Regions from separate parts of the Mus musculus genome. Here region 1 is linked to region 2. A link is a loop called in an ENCODE intact Hi-C map of the cell type or tissue named here. Cell type or tissue: heart. All regions are shown on one strand.

Region 1 (8,000 bases), 340 kb after region 2:
ACAATAACCCTCCAAGTGATCATTATCCTCCCCACTGGGAGCGAGGATCAGAGGTGAAGTAATGACCAAAGGGACCCAGTCCTACCTCCATAAAAGGCGTAATCCCTACCGCCAGGTTTAATGTGAGGGTTAACTGATTTACAAATTGCTTGCAGTGCCTGGTGCACAGTGGGAGCCCAATAAATGTTAGTTTTCTTTCCCAAACACACTGTTGTAGCTTGAACTGTCCTGGCGAAGTACCTTCCCGAAGTAAGCAGGCTAGGAGCGCTGGGGGTACAGGGACACGAGAGTAGTACCATCCTCAAACAGCTGTTGGATGGACACAGTGACTCCCATCACTCAATTCCTGACTGCTCTCTAGTATCAGTATTTTCCCATCTGTTCATTATCTTCATTCATACAGGCCTCTACCAGGCTGCCCACCCCCAACTTCACTTTGTCCACATTTTTCTACTTCCTGCAGGCTTACTTCTCTCTCTTCCTCGTTCCCCATTTCTCCTTTCCCCTTTACTTTCCAAACTTTCAAACCTTCTTTGCAGTAAAATTCACATTGCTCATTCTCACACACTGACATTTCGTTTTCAATAGGAAGATGATAAGCAACCAAATACTCACCTTCTGTCACGCCCTTGCCCACTCTTCTGCCCTCCACCTTAATTAACTTCCACTGTCCTGCCAGGAAAGCTCTGTCCCTGGCTTTACAAGCCCAAGTCTTACCCATCCTTCAAGGTCGAGAGACCAGCAGTTGGCAAACTTCTTCAGAAAGGAGCCATATAGGAAGGAACTAGCCTAAGCTGGGTGTCCCAGCTCTTCCAGTGCACACTGTTGCTGAATCTGAGAGCTGCCATAATGGATATGTGAGCGTGGCTGTGTTCCCACAGACCTTCACTGTGAACGCTGACATCTGAATCCCATGTATTTTTCACACATCATGAAATACTATTTTGATCATTGCATTTGTAATGTACAAACATTGGCGAGTTAATAGGCATAGCCTGAGGGCTATGGCTTGCCAACCCCTGCTTTGTAGCAATGCCACTTCCGCTCTGAGATGTAGCCTGCTAATCTCCACTTGGCAGTTACATTCCCCTCTGTAACCTGGAAAGCACTTGCCCAGGAGCCTCCTGTGGCACTCATCAGATTATTGATTTCATTGTAATTTCCCGTGTGCTCATCTTTTCCAGCAGACTCTAAGCTGTGATGATAGGGACCAGTCCTTATTCCTCAGGGCCTTACCATCCATCCTACAGTGCTTTGCCCCGGAGTGGGCATTCACAAATGCATGATCCGTGCAGGTGTCTAAGGCTCCGGTGGCCGCTAATCGCCTCCACTGTACAAAGCTGAGTTCTCTTGGAAGACGGGGCCCTCCAGAGCAGGATGCTCATGCTATTCTTACTGCTTATGGACCAACTAGAAAAAGGAAGGCACATCCCAGCTGATTTAGGGGGTTTTGGATAACTATGCTTGAAGAAAGCATATTGATCACCAGCATCCTAGCAACACCGCGTGGATCCTAGGCAGCTCCTCTCCACCAGCAAGTTGGTAAAAGAAAACATATTCCAGAAGGAACTGGGATGCTGCTCTTTCCTAAGTTTTAGAATAGAGAGCAGGGCAATGCTTATTCCTGTAATGCACCCACAGCCACACTGTGCAGTGGAGTTTACATAATGAATGGCAGAATTCAGACATAAGAGATTCCTGGTCCACCACTGACTCTGCAACTTAGTTTTCTCATCTTTAAACGGAGGATAATAAAATCCCCGACTCCCGAGGGCTATTACTGGGATTCGGGGAAGAGATCTATATAAAGCCTGGCAGAGAAAGTTCAAGGATAGCTTTATGAACGATTATTATTCTCTGGAACTGTGGGCTAAATTCCCACGATCACCGGACAGAAGTAAGTAATTGTACTTTGCTTCGAAATATTAATAGCACAGGTTGGAGACCAAGGAGACCTAGAGAGCCGGCACCTCCTATCAGAGAAACAGCCCAGCAGCATAACAACCCAGCTTCCGGTTGGCACAATCCACTACCCCAAGAGCTAGGCACTGCTGGATTGAAAAGGCCCAATAAAGGTGCGTGAAGGAGCTGCCACACGGGGGGGGGGGGGGGTTGGGGCTGGAGCCAGGGAGCTGCCCTCCCACAGCTCTGTAGCCCCAAGCTGCTCCATCTTGGTTTTTGTCCCCACTGTAGACTGAAGAGGATGGTGATGCTCCCCTCGGGGGAGGGCAGCATGGGTGAGAAGGAGTTAGGAACGGTTCTCAGCACACAGTGTCTGATCATCCCCAATGTACCTAGGGGACAGTCCTGCCTCTTCCTAAGTCCTGCCTTATGGAGACGCTAGCTTTTGATATTTGCAATTAGTGAGCTTAAGTGGGGGAGTTCCATTTTAAGAGAATCAATGCGGAGTTAGCACACAGAGAAGCATGGCTAGAAATGTGGGCATGAGGACCTGGCGTGTCACCGAAGAAAAGAAAAGGAAATCAAAGGACTCTCAGGTCCTTAGACCCATCTCTGCCCAAGTCAGGGCAGATCTCTAGAAGCACTGAGATGGACTGGTAACCAATGATGGCCAAATTCCAGAACAGCAGGTTCTGGTGTAATTAGAAGAGGGCTTTTCTGATAATTAGAGTGCATTCTATAAGGAAATGGGTTGTTCCCCACCCCCACTTCCCTTTCCTCAGGGTTGGGGATAGAACCCGGGGTCTCGCACATGCCCAGCAAATGTTCTGGCCATGTCATGTTGGCTGGACCAAACCATTTGGCCCAGCCTCAGGCCTACTTTTCAGTACTCTTCCTCCTTGTGAGCCTGCACAGGGAGTGGATGCCCGCTTCTCTTTTCCTAGTCAGAGTCCTTTCTCCAGTATCTCTTCCTTTCTTTTTCCTTGATCCCACCCCCACTCTGATTCGCTTCCTTCCTCTTGCCTCTCCCTGCCCCACTCTCAGCATGCACTTCACAGTGTGCCTGGAGCTGTCAGCAGCCCTTGGCTCCAGTCACTCTGAAATCTAGGCCAAGAACACTACGCAGACCAGCTGAGAGGAAGGCCAGCAAGTGGCTCGTGATGGTGGAGGGCGGAGGTACCACTGTGACTCTCCCGCCAGGGTGGAGTGCTCTTGCAGAGTGCCCTGAAGCCCAGGCCGTGGGAAGTCACTGGTCACTCAGAGAGACAGATGGAGACCCCAGAGATGAACACAGTGCCCTCAGAGATGCTTCTGGCAAGCAGAGCTCACGCTGAGGCCCCTGCCTGCTTTCCTCTCAGGCATTTCCTTCTCTCTTGGAGACTCTTCAGTCCTCTGGCCATAATTAAATCTCAGTCCCTCTGACACCTCTGCTATCAGCCTGGCCCACATATGCGCAGCATTCACAACCAACGGCCAAAGAGCTGCAGGGTCCGCTCTGCTCCTCCTGCTTTTCCAGGTCCCGGGCCACCTCTGTCCCTGGCCCGTGCCCTCACTTCCCCTCTCTGTTTCCAACTACGCAGCTGCCATGTTGCTTCGTTAGGTTTAAGGCAGTTTACCTCCCCTCCTGGACACCGAGAAAAAGATGCCAGGAAGCGGCAGGCAAAGCCAACTTCCTCCCTTCCCCAACACTCCATACCGTGAGCTGGGCACTGCTGGATGTTGGGACTCTTGGGTCCAGGCAAGCCACCGGGTATGGCAGGGATGATGGCTTGCTGGTGTGGGGACGGGCCTGGCCGAGCCACAGGCACACTCTTCTCCGCTGGCACCACTTCCTTCCAGTCATCGGGAGCACACTGCTGGGGCTGTCAAGGGGGCAGGACAGAGACGTCTGGTGAGCCACCTCTGCGTTCTCGGACACTACCCTGGTTTCCATGGAGCTCGGGCAAAGATGCAAAGATTCAGTCATCTCTAAGTCTGGGAGCACCCTTCTTCTTCCTGGGGATATTCAACTTTTAGCCTACACTGATGTACCTGGAGTCAGGAGTGCAGACACCACCTGAGCCATGGCCCTCCCTACTGTCCCCAGTGCCTTGATACCAGCCTCCTTACCGTAACTGGAGAAGCGGGCTGCACCTGTAAGATCACAGCTGAGGTGTGCTGGAACCTTCGCTGGGGGGGATGGGACCCACCCTCAGGATGTCCATTCTGAGACCCGGTGTCTAGTGTGGGAAGGTGACACTGCTGGCTGTTCCCTGGCTTGTGGACATGCGTGGTAGAGCACTGGAGAGGCAGGGCCTGTGTCACTGAGCCTAGAGGCAGGGCATGGTCTTCTGGACTGGACTGTAGGGCCAGGCTTGGGGAGACTGAGGCAAGCTGGGGTTGGGACTGGACTTGGGGTGCAGGTCGTGGTGGCTGTGGTTGCTGTTGGGCCACAAACTGGGGCTGTGGGTGCTTCGCTGGCGGCTGTGGGAGGAGCTGGTGTGACTGCAGGTGAGCATAAGCTGCAGGGAGAGAGAAAAGCCAGATTAGACAGCGTGGTCAACCTCCTCGGCCGGCCGGGTCCCTTTCACACACAAAGGCAGTTTCCCAGGGTCTCCTGTTTTCCTCCCTGTTATCTTTCACATGGAGATTGGTCTGTCCAGTGCCAGAGCTCGGAAGCTTCTCTTGTGTTAGATCTTCCTTTCCAGATGGGGAACCTTACCTTAGCAACTACCATGTCTCCTTTACCCAGAACTCAACCTAGTACCTAAGAGGACACATTAGTTCCTCTAAGTTGCCTGTTTTCTTTCCATTTTAACAAGGCTGGCTCTCTGAGGTAATGATCTGGGATGTGTGTGTGCGTGTGTGCACATGTGCTTGTGTGTCTGCATGTGTGATGAGGCAGAGGTCCTAGCTAGGTGTCTATCACTCTCTATTGATTTGAGACAGGGTGTCTCACTGACACTGGACGTCGTCAGTCTGGCTGGGCTGCCAGGTCTTTGAGATTCAGGAATCTGCCCATTTCTGGTCCCTCAGGGCAGGGGTTATAGATCCAAACTCTAGCACCTGTTTGGTTTGTTTGTTTTTTGTTTGTTTGCTTGGTTTTGTTTGTTTGTTTGTTTGTTTGTTTCATATCTTCTGTTCTGGTTTGTTTTTGTTTGTTCGTTTGTGTTTAATGGATGCTGGGAATCCAAAATCAGGCCCTGATGTTTGCATAGCTGGCACTTCGCCGACTGGGCCATCTACCCCCCACCCCACCCCTTGGATTCTTTCTTACAGCTTTTAGTAGTCCCTGGTATGTTTTTAGCTTTTGCCTGATACGTAATAATGAGCTAGGAAATCCAGTTCTGAGTGCAGATGCTGTACCTGGAGAGCATCCAGGTCAGGCCAGCTCAGACTGCCAGCAGGTCAGCTGAGTATGTCCTCCTGTGAGAGATGATCCCTTCCACAGTGACTCTCACAGCTACCGAGCTGAGTGAATAGGTACGCCAGCCAGACATAGAGGGCCACAGTGGCACACTCACACCAGATCTGTACAGCCACATAAGGACAGACAGACTATGGGGGCAAGCTAACATTTACCAAGCACCTGACTGAGTCTGTCTGCAACCACAAAGGCTTCAAACTGAGTCAGGGGAGGCGTGGCCTTCCTTCAGTTTCACCTCTTCACATTGCAGGTTTCTAGCTGTCATCATAGCCCCACATGGAATGCAGGTTGCCAACAGGAATAGAGAAGGAGCAGAAAGAAGAGCTAGCAGGAAGCGTGAGGAGAATGAAGCTCGCCCGGGGCCGGCCCCCATGGAGATGGAGTGCAGAAGGCCCGCAAGACGCGGTCTTGTGAGGACAATGAGTGATGAATTGAGAAACTTGGGGATCAGTGTGAATTTAAGGGGGGAGTGTGCTAGTCTTGAGGGGAGGGAGGAGCCCCCACAGACACCGCCAGCAGGCATTTGGGGATTACAAACTGTACAGTGGCTGCAGCCTAAGCCCTGTCTCCTAATCCCTCATTGGACAGCTCAGAGTTTAACAACCAAATAAAGCAAACCAAAAACAAAACTGTTCATCGGGCACAAAGGTAACTCTTGGTAAGACACCTGGGAGGTACTGAGGGGCCCTGTGGGGGCCACCAGGCTCCAGCCACTAGAATAACCAGTAGATGAGATGCTGGCCAGAGACCTTCTAGAGGCTGCCCTCTGAGGGAGAGCTGGAGACCAGCCAGGTCTGGAAAGCTAAGAGCATCAGTGGATGACTGCTCCACCACCTGCTGCTATGAGACCGGAGACAACCGCTGCTTCCTTTCAGGGCTTCAGTGCAGCAGAGATCTAGTCTAGGAGGTCATATATGTCTTCCAGCTCTAAATCTTAGTGGAAATCATTGGAAAAATTGTTTTAAAACTCAGGATGTCTTGTAGTTGGGAAGCCCAGCAAGGAGATTGGGGGGAGGGTTGTTTACTGTGTAAATATGAGAATCAGAGTTTGGATCCCTGGTGCTTACATAATGCCAGGGGCGGGGTGGGTGTAGCAGCCCACCTATAATCCCAGCACTTGGGAGGTGGAAACAGGGGGTTCCTGGAGCAGGCTGGCTAGAGAATTAGTCAAACTTGTGAACTTGGGGTTCACAAGAGAGATTTTTGTTTCAATATATAAAGTGAAGAGTGATTGAGAGAGACACCTGATAGCAACCTCTGGCCTGCACACATGCACACACATATTCATGCATGCACGCACGTGCACACCCATGAACATTCACATGCACAAAGTATTTCAGGATTTATGAGGTGAAAAAACAAGGTTGAAGAGGAAAAAAAATGCTAATTCTAATGCTAAAAGATATAAAGGGTACAGTTAGGAGGCAAAGAACACACTTAGCTCCTGGCCACGAGGGGTGTGGTTTTCATCTTGCCATGGGCTCCCACCAGGACATGTGGCCTTGCCACAGGCCTGAAGCAGCAAGGCCAAGCAACAATGGAGGAGAAGCCACAAAACTGTGAGCTGAGACGCAGTCTCTCTCAGTCAGCTGATGACGACAGCAATGTGTTATAGAGCTAACACACCAAGAGATCTGGGACGGGGACTGCTGGCCTCCTGCCCAGCCTGTGAGTCTCCTCCTACTCTTGCTCCAAACTGTGGCACTTCTGTGCAGCTACAATTGTTACAGCCAAATGATACCATATCTTGCCCAAGCCAGGGGGAGCTCCTGAGGGTGAGTGAGCCCATAGATCAAAGCAGGAAAGGCGTTTTGGGGAAGTGTGTGTCATTAATCTTTGGAGGTTAATAAAAAGCAAAGACCTCGGTTTAACTGCAGCATTATCCTGGGTCAGAAATCCTTTTGTTCAGCATATTGCAGTAGCTTTCTACTTAGTCTTCCTGATTCTGGTTTCTTCCTGCTGTAATCCATCTTACGGACAGAGTTCTAATGAATCGCCCCAGTGCACAGATACAACCCCTGACCAAGAGGCAGCAAGGGCTCCCTTTTGTCCGGTTGTCCACAGCCCTGGGACTCAGTATCTCTTTGTAGCATAAAGTAATGTTTTATTTTTAATGATTTATCTGACCAAGCAAGCTTTGCTGTTTCCTTTACAGCACCGCTGCCATTTGTTCCAGGCCACAGCCCGAATGCTGGCCAGCTCTGCCACATAGCAGCTGTGTGGCACTGGTTAACGCTGGATCTCTGTGCCACCATCTTTAAAATGGGGTTGAGCATGTTGCCACGTCGTAGTTATTTCAGTAAAGCACTACTCTCCTTGCTGGGCAGAGTTTATGCAACCCGCTCGTTTCCTCTGAAACTACTTGAATGCAGTAGCCGCTCAGTCAGTAATGCTCATTGACTGGACGATAACGAGGTAGGGCTCCATTTGTGGGATCTGTTGCTCCCACAAAGCTGCTTCTCTCTGGGCCCACCCTGGAACCCCTGTCCCATCCTTGCCCTTCACCTTCTTGGAGGAGCTTCAGTGACCTTAACTGACTTCCGTGTGCCATCGCATGGCACGCTGCCGTGTGCCTTTGGGGCCCCAGCCTCAATGCTTCCACTGGCTGCAATGTGCTCCTTCGGGTCCGGTGACCTCTGGTTTCAGGGTTTTTGGATCAGGCTTTGTTCCCATTTTCTCCATTTGCCAGAAC
Region 2 (8,000 bases):
AACAATGCAGTTATAACATTTGTGGGTTTCTGAAAGGACACACTTAGGCAGAGATTCAAAGGGGTAATTGATCAGCTGCACTACTTACTAGCTAGGAAGCAGTCACTCCACATTTAAACTTCTTTGAACTAGTTTCTCCTTTACAGAATTATCCTCCCACCACCTATCTGCGTGTGGCCAAAGTGAATTTACTGTGTCACTGAGATAATACTTTAAAGACTCACTGCAAAGAACTACAAAAAATGCAAGCTATTTGCATTTTAAGCTAATTTTATTTCACTTGAAAGTATACTTTAAGATTACACTTGTTGCTACAGTATTTGGCATATCAAATAATATTGTGTCTATTTTCTACTGAAATTGGTTCTCTCATTGATAAAGCCATATGAAAAAAGAAGTATCAGAATTCTGTTCTGACCCACAAAAACTTAAAAAAAGAAATTTCTTAATTTATGGTGTTCTCATTAATTTAGTCATAGTAAAATGATCATAATTCTATGAGGTCACTTATATGACCCCTTAGCCTGAAGATGTACACATATATACATGGGAAGACTTGGTCAATTTGGCTGCCAAGACTGACGCTGTGGGCAATAAACATGGTCAGGTGTAGGAAGAGATAAATGAGGTTTAGGGCCTCTTTTCTAATGCTTACACAAGATTTTTGCCAGACCCAGAAGAATAGGATATTTAAAAAAAAGAAAGGAAAAAAGAAAGAAAGACAAACACCAAAAGAAAAAAAAATCTACACATGGTAATGCACACATATAATCCAGCATTGGGGACGTGGAGACGGGAGGATCAAGAGTTTGAGACAGTCTTTGCTAAATAAGCAAGACTGTCTGAAAACCCAAATTAGGATTAGGAATATAACTCAGCAGGCAGAAAGCTTGCCTGGCATCCACAAAGCACCAGATTTGATTCCCAGGTAGTAGTGGCAGACTGCAGGCTCATCACTCAGCAGGTAGAAGTAGGTGGATTAGAGTTCAAGGTCATCAACAAAGCAAAATAAGAGGCTGTAGCTAGGCATGGAAGGCCACACTTTTAATCACAATACTCATGTGGCTGAGGCAGGCAGATCCTGTGAGTTTGAGGCCAGCCTGGGCTACAGAGTGAGTTCTAGGACAGCCAGGGCTACCCAGTCTCAAAACCAAAAAAAAAAAAAAAAATCAGAAGTTGTAACACTTTCTTAGAGTTGCTGGGGAAGGCAGAGACAAGAGGCACCCCGGGCCTTAATAGCCAGCCAAAACTGACCTCTGGTCTCCACAGGCTCCCAGATACACCACACACACAGACACACACAGACACACACACACACACACACACACACACACACACACACACACATCACAGAGCCTATTTTTCTTCTGGCATTAAGAAGAGGGGGCAGAACAACTGTCCATGGGGAACTCAGACTATTATTTGGAAAGCAAATGAATTACCGAGGGACTCTTTGTGTATCTAACCACCTTCCACTGACAATCACTTTATAAAAGTTAATTAATTAAGCCTCTTAAGTCTTAAGACAGGATTAGGCTTTTCTGTCAGATAAGAAAAATAAAGCAGGTAAGACTATTAAATACAGGGATGGGAAGAGAAACTGGAGTCAAGCATCCCTGGGCCTCAGTATTGTTCCCAAGCCACACTTCCTAGAACATGCCCAAAATGGGGACTGTGATGACAAGCCAATACTTGAGTTGAAAAATATTATTGGCTTTGGAAGTAAGACTATTCCGACACTGGTCTGCTTCACTGCCTACCAGTTTGTTGTTGTATCACCCTGAACAAAGTATTTAATTTCATGAAATGCCAGTTTCCTCATTTATAAAACTATCAAATCAATGTCCTATCGCTGTGAAGATCAAAATCTGCATGCCTGGCACAAAGGCACCTCGGTGCTGGTTTGCTTTCTTTCCCTAAATTTTATTTTCTTTAAATACATAGATACTGACAAAAAGTGTGCATATATAATTGTTAGTCTGACTAATTAAAACAGAATATGACAGAATCTCAAAACAACAAAAACAAAACTCAAAACCACACACACAAACTCAGAATCGGATGAGCCCACCCTAAATCCTGCTAAATTAAGAAGACTCAAGTAACTCTAAAAACCACTCATGGTTCTTTATATTTCTTGTCAAGCTTTTATATTAATTTCTGTCCATTTATGCTGATGTGAGTGAAGATACAGGTTGACTTTAAAAAACCAATTGGGGAGCTTTCCCCAAAAGATGATCAGGGAAGTCACATTTCATTGTTAAAATTCAAATAAACTCTCATTTCTAAATAAGGAGTTAATACACTATTATGCAATTAATCAGGTAGTGCTTTCCTAAACTACTATCCCTTTGGTTCAGAAAATAGACTAAAAAGAGTATCAGCAAAACTTGAATATTCTATAAATTAACCTCTCAAAAGCCAGTAAGACCACCAGACACAAGCAGACCTTTTCAGATGGCCACGAGGCCCTTCCTGGTATTCGATAAACAGAAAGTGAAAGCCATCTGGGTACCTTTGACCACATCTCCGAGTAATTTAGAAACTCAGTGAGGTTAAACACACCCACTTCCCAACAAGTCTGGCACTTCTGAGTACACAGTTCCTTCTGAAGGGGAGACAAATGGCAGCATCCTGGAATCTCAGCTCAGCCTTGATACACAGGCTACAATTAAAAGCCTTTAAATCCTTTGAAGCAAGGGTTCACATACCTTTTTACTAGCATTACCTTTACACTAGGCGCTGCAAGTGCCCGAGAGTCTTCTGCCCCCAAAACATGACACACAAGAATATAATTAATCTGTCCAAGGTCACAGAACAGGTAATGGCAGTCTGACTCCCCATCACACTGAAGAGCCCCTTCTTGGCTGCATTTGACCATTCATATATTGGAATGATAGAGACAACCAAGTTTTTTGTTTTGTTTTGTTTTAAAGAAAGGGGGTGGAGGACCTCCACTGAAAGCTTCAGACAGAGAAATCAGTAATTCCTGCTCTAAAGAGTATTTTAACTCACTGACCTTTGAAATCAAGCATACATGGAACATTAAAAAGACTGTCATACAGATTTCAAGACTGAAAAGGTAGGCAAACACATTTTCTCACACCAGATCAACTTCTGGGTAGACACCGCCTCTGAGCCCTATTGATTTTTCTGGTCAAAAAGTCTGTTGTGACTTTGCCCTCGGCAGCACGTTAGGAACCACAAGGTGCCTGCCAGTGGCTTAGCACAGCACGCAGTGCCCAGGGTGCCCCTAGAGCTGTTAGTGAGCTGCCTTCTCTCATCATCTGCATCTCAACTTTCAGCAGCGGTTGTGTGGAAGAACACGCCTTCTGCAATGCTGCTGCTAAGTGCGCCCCTAGCCATATGGACACACCCCTCGGAAGCGCGGCCCCTTCAGTAGGACATTTTCATTCTCTCTCCTATAACAAATATTCCTTCTCAATCATTACGATAACACGCACATACACACACCTCTCCCTTCCTGGGCAAAGAGAAAGAAAACAAAACAAAACAAAAAAAACCCCTGCTCACCCGGATATTCTGACTTAATGGACAGTTCCCTTCTCTTAGCACTCAGCCACCACCTCAAGCCACCTCAAGCAAGTAGGTATAGGGTGCTGAGTGCCATCAGACCGGTTGCAAGGCTGGTCTGAGGGTCGGTTACTCGTGATCGTCCGTCCTCTACCTCCTGCTGGGCACCATCCTCTCCTCCCTCAAGGTGTGTGACACCCGTTGCACCCGGGACGACCCCCGCGGCCACGCCCCCGCGCTCACCCGCAGTCAGGGGCCGGACACCAGCGGCAGTCGGGGTCCGAGGCCAGGTACCGGCGCAGCATGAACTCTTCGTACTTGTGCATGAGCGGCGGGTCGGCCAGCAGCAGACGGATGTCGTGTGGGTTGAGCCGCTCGCTGCACTCGGGGCAGCTGATGGGCACGCGGCTCTCGCTGATCTCCAGGCGCAGGTAGTGGCGGAGGCAGTCCCGGCACGAGCGATGCGGGCAGCTGAGGAGGCGCGGGGCCCGCTCGGGCGGCAGGCGCACCAGGCACAGCGGGCACTCCACCTCCTCCGCGCCGCCGCCCTCCGCCGCCTCGTCCTCCTCCGGCCCGGCAGCCACGGCCTCCGCCTCAGCCTCGGCAGCGGGCTCGGAGGGCAGAGCTTCCACCGGCGGGGCCTGAGCCTCAACCGGGGCCGGAGCGGGCGGCGGCGGCGGCGGCGGCGCAGCCGGGGGCGGCGGTTCGGCCTGAGGCTTGGTCCGGGCGCGGCGGCCGCGGGCCGAGGCGGAGAAGACGCTGTGGAAGGTGAGGCGCCGGCGCCGGCCGCCGCTGCGGCACTTAGGGTCGGGGGCGGCCGCATGGAGCGAGGTGGAGCGCGGCGACTCGGAGTCCTTCTCGGAGCCCATGGCCCGCAGAGGCTGAGGAGCCAGGGGCGCCCAGCGCCGCCGTAGCTCCCGCCTCAGCGCCCCCTCCCAGCCGGCGCCCCGGCCGCCGCCGCCGCCGCCACCGCCTCGGCAGTCCTCCCAGAGACAGAAGCCGACCAGCCGCTACGAAGTGGTTATAAAGCCTCCGCCCCGCGCGCCGCGGGCAACTGCGCAGGCGCCGGCCTCAGACACCTCACAACCCGCGCGGCCCCGCGAGAGGAGCTGGGCGGGGCCTGGAGGGCGGGGCCTGCAGGCTGCGGCGAAGCCCCGCCTTCTGCGGTCAGGTGGTCCGGCGCAGCCATATTTTGCACAGGCTCCACCCTCCGTTCCTTGTCCAGGAGTCAGGGGTCTTCTTTTCAATGAGGATGCCTTCATTTCGTCTGTAAAAAGAAGACGAGCGTTGATCTGGTAGTGATTCCCGCCGATCCACCGCCCAACATTTCTGTTGATGCTAGCCATTAAGTGGTAAGGAATATAGTCACTCATTGAAGATCCTCAAAGTGAGCCGCACTTCTAGATAAGACAGGCAGGCTCCCCTATCTTCAAGAATGAGTCCAGAGTTTTCATTCTAGCATTTGCTGTTTTCTGTCAACTAGTGAACTTACTCCTAAGCTGTATCTCTCAGGTACTCTGGTTAGTCACTGTTGGTAGAAAGAGGCCCAACAATTTCGCTTCTAGAAATGGTTTCTTTCAGTCCCCCTTCCCCAGTTCCTCTAACAAAAGACCCTTAGGCTTGGTGATGAGAAAAGCAAATACCTTCAACAGCAGCAAAGCCAGGTCAGGATTAGATTTTGGCTTAGAGAAATGAGAGAGGGAGGCTTATGATAGAGAATTTTCTTTCCATGAAAAATATGTCCGAAGATCGACAGTTCAAGCTTCTGTCTTAAGCTCACCTCATTCTGCCATATTCCAAACGGTGGGAAGAAAAATGTCTTATTTTAAGAAGACTGCTTAGGAAGTTCTGCCCAGTTTTGCTTGAATCTCATTGGTTAAAACAATCATCTTGATGCATCTTTCTTTAAAGATAAAAACAGTGTCTTGTTATTAATAAGGAATGGCAGTGAAGGCTTACAGTGATTCACTTGTCTAGCATGCCTTAAGGAGATGGGGGTGGGGATCGTGCAATGTAGGAACAGATATGTGAACATAGTAAGTTGTTTGATTTTTTTTTCCTGGCCAATACTTAAAACCAGATCCGCAACTCTTTAAACTTTTGAGATTACAACAACACAGCAAACGAAGCCCATTGGAAGAAATGTCCGGTAATGAAAACTAAGAACAGGGTCTAGTGGCCTAAGAAGGTATGATGTCATAGATGATCAAGCAGGTGTGATGTCATAGATGCCAAGACAATTTGTTTGCAAGAGGAAGTGGTCAGCCGTCAATTGTGACAAATGCTGCCAAGAACCCAAGAAAGAGAAGGACAGAAAAATATGACGGCTGGAATTGACAACACCAGGACTTTGTGTGTGTGTGTGTGTGTGTGTGTGTGTGTGTGTGTGTGTGTGTGTGTGTAGGGCAGAAGGGTAGTTTTCCTTAAGAAGAAAAGAGGTTTAATGCTAGATAGCTAAAACACACTTCCGTGAACACGTCACCAGCTCCAGCTCTTGCTGGGTCTGTATGACACTCGGCTAGGCTCTGTCTGTCGTGTTAACAAATATTCTAAATAGCTCGATGGCTTTAACGCAGGACATATTTTCCCCACCCGTGGAAACCTGCCTTGATGGTTACTCTTTGCTATCAATTTGGTTGGATTTAGAATCACCACAAAGGCACATCTCTGCTTGTGTCCGTAAGAATGGTTTCCCAGTAGCTGAAATGAAGAAGGTGAATAGTGGCACCGTCCCATGGGCAGAGGTTCTGGGACTGAGTCGACAGGAGGACGAAGCTGAACACCAGCTCTCTCTCTCTGCTTCCTGACTATGGATACAATGTAAGCAGGACCTCCTGTGACCAAGATTCCTCCTCCATGACAGCCTGTCCACTCAAACTGAGAGCCAAAATCAACCCTCTCTGCTGCTGTTGCTTTTATCAACTGTTTGTCAGAGAGTCAAGGCCTGCCTTCTCCAAGCTAAGTTACTTACTTAAAAAATTCTTTTTTTTTTTTGAGACAAGTGTCCCACTATGGCAATTTCTGGCTGTTCTGGAACTCACTGTGTGGACCAGTCTGGCCCTGATCTAAGAGAGATGCTCCTGCCTCTGCCTCCCACAAGCTGGGATAAAAGTTGCGTGCTGTCACACCCAGTTGTTAACTTTTCTTTTACACTTAGAGATTCTCCAGACGCTCAGCTCCACATTCAGTTTGCCCCAACAAGAGAGAGAGGGCTGGAGGCTGTTCATCAACAACTAAACGCCTCAGTTTCTCACAGAACTGTTAGCCAGAAGTGGTCACACAGGCTCAGTCCAACTGCCAGAGAGGCTGGAGCAGGTAGGAGAAAGGAGAAAAATGTAGGCTGTGTCGCAGGCAACAATCTTTCTGCCACGACTGACAGGAGCAGCTGTCAGACTCTAGTTTGCTGTCTGGTGGGTAGTGGTGCATGCCTGTAACCCCCAGCAGTGGGAAGTCCAAGTTCAAGGCCAGCCTGGACTACGTGAGACTGTTGAAGCAAGAAAGCGAGTGAGTGAGGGAAAGAGGGAGGAGGGAAAGAAAGATAGAGGAAAAAAGATGTGAAAGAGAGTATAAAAAATGAATGAAAAGCATCCCAGCTTGTTGGGAAGTCCAAATGTTTGTCTGTCCTGGGCACAGACTCCCAAACAGAGTCAGGCTCAGTTCATCAGGGCCACTCCCAGGACTTGGGCAGAAAATGGACCTCTTCTAAACACCCCTGGGCTTTGCAGCAGCCCCATTTCCCAAAGGTTTTCTCTCCTGGATCATCACCCGTGAACAAAGAGACTAAGGCAAGTTCCTCCCACACCTTCTCTTTCTCCTTTAGAGACTAAGTAGTGACTCAGGTAGATGGCATGAGGGGAAATGGGTTTTCACTCATTTGGTTAATAGTCATTCTTTTTCCTTCACACAACTCTTTGCCAAAAGCTGGAGTCATAATAGAGACGGAGCACACAGTTTTCTGGGGGTTACACACAAGAAAGCAGGCCATTGGAACACTAGGTGACGAAGACACGCGCACAAAGGCTCTGACAGGTCAGTGGAGTGAGCCTGGTGCCAGAATTTGCTCGGGGCTTAGGGACTGATTTCACACAGAAGAGCTCCCGGGGCAAGCTCTCAGTGAGTAAGAGTGGACAAACCTGTCAGGGGAGGAAAGGAAAATTCCAAAGAGAGGAAGCCAGAAGGAAACACGTAGTGGGAAAGACAGAGGCACACTCAGTCCGAGGAAGCGCGAGCAGCGGGCGTGACTGGACAGAATATTTGAAAGGAAATAACAGGCCAGAATGGAAAGTTCTGTATTACGGCTCCATCAGGTGCCAGGAACAGAAACCTGGTACAAAGAGTGGAAGTCTGAAGACAGAGTTTTGGCTCAAGTAACCCTGGGAACCATTGGTACCTTGACGGCTTGGCCCCAGGACCAGCTGCAGAAAGACCAGCTGCATCCAGGGACCCATGCAACGCCTGCAATCCTC

The links. Hi-C counts contacts between places; a loop is a spot of excess contacts. Peaks named below come from ENCODE experiments on the same cell type or tissue, not always from the same donor. Only the 100,000 strongest peaks of a DNase experiment are listed, where the experiment ranks them.
Region 1: it touches region 2 in a loop (3-fold over the local background); 1 of 42 quality-filtered maps calls a loop at or near these places.

What each region holds. Positions count from the first base shown.
Region 1 is chr4:128,719,312-128,727,311 of GRCm38, reverse strand. It overlaps Phc2 (polyhomeotic 2), which reads right to left. Exons shown (of 15, transcript NM_001195130.1): 8 at 4,012-4,403; 9 at 3,599-3,764. It overlaps Gm33712 (a long non-coding RNA gene), which reads left to right. Exons shown (of 3, transcript XR_003955114.1): 1 at 1-53; 2 at 1,938-2,075; 3 at 5,559-8,000. Among named protein-coding and RNA genes, the nearest start is that of Gm33712, 4.2 kb to the left of the region's middle. In heart, no CTCF peak of the experiment used is centred here; DNase peaks (open chromatin) are centred at 3,011 and 4,061; H3K4me3 peaks cover 424 bases; H3K27ac peaks cover 3,787 bases.
Region 2 is chr4:129,054,674-129,062,673 of GRCm38, reverse strand. Rnf19b (ring finger protein 19B) reads right to left here and starts at 4,530. Exons shown (of 9, transcript NM_029219.2): 1 at 3,778-4,530. The coding sequence starts at 4,403. It overlaps 1700086P04Rik (a long non-coding RNA gene), which reads left to right and starts at 4,521. Exons shown (of 2, transcript XR_868180.3): 1 at 4,521-4,886. In heart, no CTCF peak of the experiment used is centred here; DNase peaks (open chromatin) are centred at 3,293, 3,893 and 4,583; H3K4me3 peaks cover 2,901 bases; H3K27ac peaks cover 1,867 bases.